Regions from separate parts of the Mus musculus genome. Here region 2 is linked to region 1. The links are chromatin loops, found by intact Hi-C in ENCODE. Cell type or tissue: heart. All regions are shown on one strand. Links, peaks and the distances in the headings refer to the core of each region. The heading gives the core; the rest is flanking DNA.

Region 1 (4,384 bases), core at 119-4,118:
CTGTGTGTGTATATGTATGTGTGCATGTGTGTTTGTATGTGTGTATGTGTGCATGTCTGTATGTTTGTATGTGTGTATGCATGTATGTCTGTATGTGTATGTATGTATGTCTGTATGTGTATGCATGTATGTCTGTCTGTCTGTGTGTATGTGTGTATATGTGTTTTGTGTGTGTCTGTGTAAGGAAAAGCTGAGAGCATAGAAAGGACCACCAAGAGGCAGGTGACAGAATGCTAGTTCTGGGGTCCCACAGGGACTTTGGGAAGAAGGGTGACAGCACCTACATTGGGACCTGGGCTGTCACAGTGAGGGCTGGGGAGGACCAGCCTTGGAGGGGGAGGCAGGAGGAAGGCATTAGAGAGAAGTTCCCTGAGCTGGGCTTCAGTCCTGGGAGGGGAGCGAACTGGATAGAGGGAGCAAGGTCCTCAGCAGAGTCCCGGGACAGGCACGTCCTTATAAAGCCCCCTGGGGAATCTGGCTGCAGCCATGATGGGTTCAGTAGGTCTCTGTGAGTCACTGTCACAGGGCCCTGTAGGTCTAGCGTCTCATAAATCCAAGCAGAAGGGCACACTCTCATCTGGGCCAGCAGCCCGGGTGGCTCAGTGTTGTCACTGCAGGGATCACTGAATCAGAACGGTCAATCCCAGGGCAGAAGGAAGAGCTGGAGGCAGAGAGACCCCCTCTCTCCTCCCCTGAGGAAAGCTGTCTTGACTGGTGGGTCTCCAGGCCATGGCCTTTAATACATCTTACTGTTTTTCCTCTTTGTTCCTCTGTCTTTCTGTCTTTGTCTCTGTCTCTCTGCTGTCTCTGTCTGTCTGTCTGTCTGTCTACCCGTCTCTCTCTCTCTCTCTCTGTCTCTCTCTGTCTCTCTCTCTCTCTCTCTCTCTCTCTCACACACACACACACACACACACACACACACACACACACACACACACACACTTCTGTCTTCCCTCCCTCCTTTGCCTTCTTTAATTTGAACTCACTGTGTAGCCCAGGCTGGCCTTGAACTGGTAGGAATCCTCCTGCCTCAGCTTCTGGAGAATTGAGGTAACAGGTGAGCCACCTTTCTTTCTTGACACTCTGTGAGAAGCATCAAGATCTGGCTCAGCCCCTCACTGGCTTCGTCAAGCCCCATGTCACCTGAGGGTCCCAAAGTCCTGGAAACCCCCAAACGGAGCCTAGCTATCACCACACCAGTGACCTGAGGAACTATATAGACGCCAACAGCAACAATCACTATAGAAGTTCTAGGTACGGAGTCGTTAGAGTCATCTTGCTCCTGCTTTCCAGGGGTGGCCAAGATAGCCTGGTGCCACCTTGGAGGTGCGGAGGTAATCTGTCGGTTTAGTGGGGACACCTGGTCTTCCCTCTACTAAAGGAGACCACTGTAGCAGTCACTTCTGAGTCCCAAGCTTCTTCAAAGTCCATCGAGGTCCTAAGGTGTCAGTGAAGCTGGTCACTGCTTCCTGTCTGGTCACCTGCCTCTGAATTGTGGCTTTGGCAGTGGAGAGAATGGATTACCATTCAGCACAGGAGAAGAAAGCCTGTGGGCAGTATGGTCTCCTTAGGGTTTTTGTTGTTGTTTTAAATTTTTAAATTTTTTTTATTTTTATTTTTATTTTTTTTTTAGCTTTTTGGAAAAGCCCCTGCCTCTTGATGAACCCTGGGGCCACTATTCTTGTGGTTTTCCAGTTGTGGAAACCAAGGCATCCAAGCTTTGATATTCCTGCGTAGAACTGGGACTAGAACCCTGTAGCTGAGAGAGTCACCCCCTCTTTCTAGGAGCTAGCAGCCAAGGGGACGAGGGCAGCCCTGACTGTGCAGGCCAAGTCCAGTTTCCAGATACAAAAGGAACCAACGCCTGGGTAGAGTTTTGCCCCGAATGCCCACAGGCTTTGGAATTGGTAAGAAGTAAGCGGTGCTCACCAGGAGCTCAGCTTTCACCTGGCTGTTTTGGGTCATGTTGAGCGGCTTCCTGCTGGAAACTCTGTGGGTCACTGGTGCCCCCTGCTGTTCAATATTAGTATGACATCCTCGCCGGGCCTCAGCTACTATCCCGGCTACGCACAACCACTCCAGCTATTTCAGCTCCTGCGGACCCACACCCACGGGAGTGAGAAACTACGGGGAAACTCGAAGGGCTGCTTTGTCATTAAGAGCACGACCTTGGGAGAGTGTTAATAGGATTTAGGAGATAAACAGGTCGAAGCTCTACCTTTGCGGTGAGTTGAATAATGTGTACTAAGAGACATGTGACCCCACCCCATCCCAAACCTTATGTTGTCCTGCTTCCGCTGCTGCTGATTTGAGCTCAGCTTGTATCAGACCAGCAGGGTGTGTCAGGAAGAAAGAGAAAGAATGACCAGGCTGCTCTGAGCTGGGCCCTGGGGGAGAGAATGCGGCCGGGGCGTGTGTGAGGTTCCGGATTCAGGGATCAGGTCTGGGAACCTACCTACCCCAGGAAGGGCAGTCGAGTGGACAAGAAAGAGACACCCACAAGCCCTGACTCAGCTAGATCAAGGTCTGAGCTGGAGGCACATTGTTTTGATCAGCAGGTTGGACTCCAGAATGGGGACATCTGCTTTCACCAGGTGTCTAACTTTTCCTGGGATGCCCAGGAGGCGTGAGAAAGAGGCCCCACACTTGTATTTGGAGGAGAGCTCAAAGGACACACAGGCTAGGGACAGTTCTTTCTGGGACCTCTGGAGAGTTTTATACAGGGACTGAATCCCTTGGGACCACCTTCATCCATATGCTGAGCAAGGGTGCTCTCCCCATCCAGGCCATAGGAATGAAGGGAGAAGCTGGATGAGGAGCTAGGAAAGGGAGGAGGAAGAGGTGGAGGAGGAAGAGGATGGAGGGGAAGAGGAGGAGGGAGGGAGGAGGGAGAGGAGGAGGAGAAAGAGGAGGAGGAGGAGAGAGAGGAGCAGGAGGAGGAGGGAGCGGAGGAAGGAGAGGAGGAGGAGGAGGGAGGGGAGGAGGGAGGGGAGGAGGGAGGGGAGGAGGGAGAGGAGGGGGGGAACTTTACAGTTCTGTGTAGGTGGGTAGACATCCACACCAGAGCTGACTTCATGCCAGTCCTCTGCATCCTGATGCCCCTCTAGCCCATGAAAGTTTCTTACAAGAAGACAGTGGCCATTCGGTGGTAGAAGATCCCGCATGGAAAACACGCCATGGGCTTGTCCTGAGTGTTAACATGATTTAGGAGATACACAGGTCAGCCCCTCATGACTGAGAGCCATCCTGGAGTGAATCTCAGTGGCCATTTCCAGGCAAAAGCACCCGATGAGATGAAATAGCTCAATTGCTGACCATTAAGTCATGAAGGCCATGGCCGTTGTAAATCTCCAACTCAGCACAGCTTTGGCCTGCAAGGAGTGCTCGGCACTGCCAGGACCAGCCACCTCTGTGGGAAGAGCATCTACATGTTCATGCACGCACACACACATGCAATGCACGCACACACACATGCACACAATGCAAACATGTCTCCCTGGCAAGGTGGCTTGGGGTGAGGTGAAATTATCATAGAATTCATGTGCCCTCACATCCTGTCTTGCAAACTATGGCTCCAATTAGGTCTCCTCTTCCTGAAATGCCTTTCTCAGATGGTCTCCCTGGCCGATCCCACCCAACAGCCTCCTCCCTAGGGGTCACCCACACTCTCCAGCACAGCCCTTCTCCTGCCACCTGCAATGACCACACATTGGTACCATCTGGCCAGGAGGCTCCATGACTTAGATGGGAGCCATCTCTAAGAATCAGGACACAGCTGCTTGCTTTGTGTGTGAGGACATTTGAGTCAAAGACAGGAGTAGAGAAATTAGTCATTGGGACAATTTCAGCCTGAGGGATACGGGACTGGGGGGGATCAGGAACTCTTGGAGTTGAGTTTCTCTCCTGGGCCATTTAAGAAGAACCCAGCTGTCCCTCTAGGACACTGGACCTGCAATTCCACCCACAACCACTAGGTGTGTGGTACATGGCTGTCAGGGCACTGTGATAGGAGCCCCTGCAAGGGGATGCCTGAGGTTTCTCAGCATTCAGCCCTCTTCCAGTGCCAGGCCAGTCAGGTCATACTTTGGGAATATTCCTGTGTAGATTTTTCTATTCACAATGAGACCTTTGGGACGTCTGTGGTGACATTGTGACTGAGATGTGACTGAGAGGTAATGCCCTAGACAGATTCTTGGAAACAACCATGAGCCCTGGAAGGTGGCAGCTGCTTCTTCCCATTTCACAGACTTGCAAACTGAGCCTTAGAGAGCCCTTCCCAAAATCCTAGAGCCAACAGAGGCAGCCCAGGCCCAGGTCTTTAGGCCTTAGGAATGGGCCTTTCTCAGATTCCATAGCAGGGGGTGGGGGGTGGGGCTCAGTTCTC
Region 2 (4,384 bases), core at 133-4,132, 250 kb before region 1:
GTCTGAAGACAGCTACATACATAAAATAAATAAATCTTAAGAAAAAGAAGCTGGGCAGTGGTGGCACATGCCTTTGATCCCAGCACTTGGGAGGCAGAGGGAGGCGGATTTCTGAGTTCGAGGCCAGCCAGGGCTATACAGAGAAACCCTGTCTAGAAAAAAACCAAAAAAGCAAAAACAAAAACAAAAAATAGAGAGATAAAAGAAAACTGTGTATGGTGGTGTTCTCTGTGCCCTTGGCCTACCTACCCCATGGCTCCCCTCTTCCAGCTTTGCTATGCTCTTCTCTGCCTCAGGGCCTTAGCTACCATTCCAGTCTGTCCCATCATCCCCATTTTGGGTGTGTAAAAAAGTTACTTTCTAAGGTCTGGGTCCTAGACAAATTTCAGAAGATCTCTAGGGAATCTGGAGGCTCCTGGACTGCTCGGCAACCCATGTGGCCAATGTTGTGGTAGGGAGGCGACACAGAGGTGGCAAGGCATGCTGGTGTTAAACATGGGGAAACTTTTTTATCAGTCCTGGCTGGAGGTGGCCGGCAGGAAAGGGCTGGACTCTGCCAGTCTGGCAGTGACTTCCCCTCCTCCCTTCCCAATCCTCTTTACGCGTAGCTTTTACTGAGGGTAATCTTGTTGTCCTTTTGGTCACCTTGCCCTTTGTAACATCTCCTCCCCTTCAGGACAACCAGAACTGCGACTAACTGCTAAGCACGATGCCCCACCCAAGTGCTACATTTCTAGAGACCTTTTCAGAAACTTCTAGGTGACCCATTCTTTCCCTCTGAAATCCCTCTGAAGTCCCCATTTGATGATTTGTTAAAAAACAAAAAAAAAAAAAATTGTGTCTTCCTGAGCTGCCGCTGTCTGTCACTCATTATGGAATGTGACCTTTGAGGCTTGAGGTGTCTGTAGCCCTAGAACTCTGGCTGGTGCTGAGGAATGAGCTGTGTTTGATTACTGAGGTACTTGGGGCAGAACCCAGAGTCTGTGCATGCTGGGCAAACTCTCTGCTGCTACGCCATCATGACTGGTTCATCTGTATTTCTGAAATAGGGTCGTGTTAAGTTGCTCGTGCTGGCCTTGAACTCATGATCTAGCCTAGAGAGGTTATCCATGTCTTGTCTCCTGCCTCAGCCTCCAGAGTACCTGGGATAACACTCTGTGGTTATGCCCAGTTGAACTTTGTCTTTTAAAGTCTCTTTTATCGTGCTTTTTAGACAGCATCTCACTGTGTAATGCTGGCTGTCTAACGTAAGACTGCCTCGCCCCAGAGTCTCCCCATGAGAAGACTATTGCCAAGCAGTGAGCATCCTGGCACTGAATTCAGACAGATCTTGCTCAGCCACATATGACCTAAATGTGATCATAACTAAGTCTTTTATCCATCTGCAGCTTTCTGTACCTGTAAGAAACAGACAACAGTCCCTAACATGCTACTGTGAGGTAATGGGGTCCTCCATGCTCTATATGCAGGAAGCTGAGGCCCAAAGATTGTTAGGATGTCCAGGATAGCCTGAGCTACATAATGAGATTCCTATCTCAAAACACACACACAAAAAAACCAAATATAGCTGGATATGATGGCTCATGCCTTTAATCCTTTTTTTTCCTTTTTTTTTCCCGAGATGGTTTCTCTGTGTGGCCCTGGCTGTACTGGAACTCACTCTGTAGATCAGGATGGCCTCGAACACAGAAATCTGCCTGCCACTGCCTCCCAAGATTAAAGGCATGCACTACCACTGCCTGGTTTCATGCCTTTAATCTTAAAGGCAGAGGCAGGTGGATTATTTTGTGTATGAGGCCACCCTAGTCTACATAGTGAGTTCCAGGATAGCTAGGGTTATATAGAAAGACCCTGTCTCAAAAAATACTCCCCCCACCCCCTTATCCCTTGAAGCAATGGCTCAGTGGTTAAGAGCACTTATTACTCTTCCAGCGGACCCAGGTTCGGTTCCCAGCACCCATATGAGGCAGTCACCACTGTCTCTAATTCTGGTTCCAGGAGATCTGACATTTCCTACTGAACACATGGGCATATACTGACCCACTGGCTTAACTGACACTGAGCACTGCTGCCCTTGCAGAGGTCCTGAATCCATTTCCCAGCAACCACATGGTGGCTCACAACCATCTGTAAGGGGATCCGATGCCCTCTTCTGGTGTGTCAGCGTCCCCGTACTCCTATATACATTAAATGGGCTTAGTATTATGAATCAGCTGTATCAGAGCTCCAGGTAAATACTGCTTTGCAAACTAGATGAAGACAGTGACTTGAATGAGTACTACTGAATGAGGTAAGATACGAAAACATGTCAGAATCTCTTCGAGCAGATCTTTAGGTGGAAGGAAAGTATGGGGGGGGGGCAGCCGGATTGAGGGCAAGTGGATGGGGTAGTGTCATTATTAGACATTCCGTTCCATGCTCTCGTCAGGCGCAGCCACGCCTGTTCCTTTAGTCTGTCCCACCTCCCAGCCCTAATGAGTTCCAGGCTCTGTTCCAAATACTGAATAAGGTAGAAAAGATTAAAATAAAGCGGTTCCGGATAGAACGAGCTCTCCATTTCCAGGCTGGGGCTGCAGAGGCTGGCTCAGTCCCCGCCTCCGGGACGCTGATTGGGCCGCGTCGTGTGACGTCACGAGAGGGTTTTTAACGAGGAACCGGAGCAGCGGCACTGCAAAGTCCGCTGTGGCTGAGACGCGACGAGTCGGTGTCTGGTTGGCGTGGCTCGCGGAGAGTGCGGCTGGCTGAAGGTAAAGGAGGGTGTCTGGACCATGCAAAGGCGCCGGCTTGCGGGGCTTAGGGGAGCGGGCGTCGACCGCTGGCTGGAGAGTTGCAGGGCCGTGTGGTGGTGGTCAAAGCGCCCGCAGGGGCGTGCCACCGTTGTGGGTATGCGGTGCTTGTGGGAGCCCGACCCACATCGGTGCTCTTACTTTGGGCACACTGCCCGACCGCCTCCTTCATGCGAGATTTCTCCTCTGGGGAGTGGAGAGCACAGCTTCTGCTTTCTCTCAATCTCGGAGAGGGGTGCAGGGAAACGACCTTACTTCGGATCTTGCCTGCAAGATCCGCACCCTCGAAGATCCTAGTGCCCGAGAGTTTCTCTGACCTCAGGGCCTCTCCTAGGAGTCCCTGGGACAGGAGCACGCCTTGTTACACCTGTAGCTACTTTTTTTATTTTTTATTTTTAAGAAGAGGGGAAGGAGAAAGGCATTGGAGATGGTTTAAAAGCGCCTACCCTAAAACATGAGGACCCTAATTGGTTCCTGAGACCCACATACTCTTGTAAGTTGTCCTGACTTTAACACTCAAGCTGTGAGTGGCTTACACACACGCACAAAATATTTTTTCTTTACTTTGGAAAAAGAGGCACTTAAAAATCTTTTTTTTTTTCTTTTTTGTTTTTCTAGACAGGGTTTCTCTGTGTAGCCCTGGCTGTCCTGGAACTCACTCTGTAGACCAGGCTGGCCTCGAACTCAGAAATCCACCTGCCTCTGCCTCCCAAGTGCTGGGATTAAAGGTGTGCTCCACCACTGCTGGGGCAAACCTTGTTTTAATAAAAGGAATATTTAGAAGGGTAGGGTGCAGGTTTAGGGGAAGGACCCAAAAGTTGCAAATTCGTTTATTCTAAACCTTTCTCGTTTCTTTTTTGGCCTTGTTTAGACACCCCAGCTTGTGCTACCTGCCGTTTTAAGGTCTCCTCTTCTTGGCCTCTGCTGGAGTCCCAGACCTACTCCTGAGGTCCACCCTGCACCCTAGCTCACCATGGGGAACCACTTGACTGAAATGGCCCCTACAGCCTCGTCCTTTCTGCCGCACTTCCAGGCCCTGCATGTCGTCGTCATTGGGTTGGATTCCGCGGGGAAGACTTCCCTTCTTTACCGTCTCAAGTTCAAGGAGTTTGTCCAGAGCGTCCCCACCAAGGGCTTTAATACTGAGAAGATCCGCGTGCCCCTGGGGGGTTCCCGTGGGATCACTTTCCAAGTGTGGGATGTTGGGGGTCAGGAGAAGCTTCGGCCACTGTGGCGCTCCTACACCCGCCGGACAGATGGACTGGTGTTTGTGGTGGACTCTGCAGAGACTGAGAGGTTAGAGGAAGCCAGAATGGAGTTACACCGGATCAGCAAGGCTTCCGACAACCAGGGGGTGCCAGTGCTGGTGCTGGCCAACAAGCAGGACCAACCGGGGGCACTGAGTGCAGCCGAGGTGGAGAAGAGGCTGGCGGTCCGAGAGCTGGCAGCTGCCACGCTCACCCATGTGCAGGGCTGCAGTGCTGTGGACGGGCTGGGCCTGCAGCCAGGCCTGGAACATTTGTATGAAATGATCCTGAAGAGGAAGAAGGCACCTCGGTCGAGCAAGAAGAGACGGTGACCCGAAGCTGCCCCTACCC

The links. Hi-C counts contacts between places; a loop is a spot of excess contacts. Peaks named below come from ENCODE experiments on the same cell type or tissue, not always from the same donor. Only the 100,000 strongest peaks of a DNase experiment are listed, where the experiment ranks them.
Region 2: a loop joins it to region 1, with 2.1 times the contacts of the local background. A loop is called at or near these places in 1 of 42 quality-filtered maps.

The regions. Positions count from the first base shown.
Region 1 is chr11:101,908,411-101,912,794 of GRCm38, forward strand. No RefSeq gene overlaps it. Among named protein-coding and RNA genes, the nearest start is that of Meox1, 16 kb to the left of the region's middle. In heart, for the core only: CTCF peaks have their summits at 2,019 (motif pointing left) and 3,973; a DNase peak (open chromatin) is centred at 2,021; H3K27ac peaks cover 573 bases; H3K27me3 peaks cover 1,186 bases.
Region 2 is chr11:101,662,891-101,667,274 of GRCm38, forward strand. Arl4d (ADP-ribosylation factor-like 4D) reads left to right here and starts at 2,651. Exons shown (of 2, transcript NM_025404.3): 1 at 2,651-2,747; 2 at 3,658-4,384. The coding sequence starts at 3,760. The coding sequence ends at 4,365. In heart, for the core only: a CTCF peak has its summit at 2,144 (motif pointing left); DNase peaks (open chromatin) are centred at 2,091 and 2,621; H3K4me3 peaks cover 2,183 bases; H3K27ac peaks cover 2,887 bases.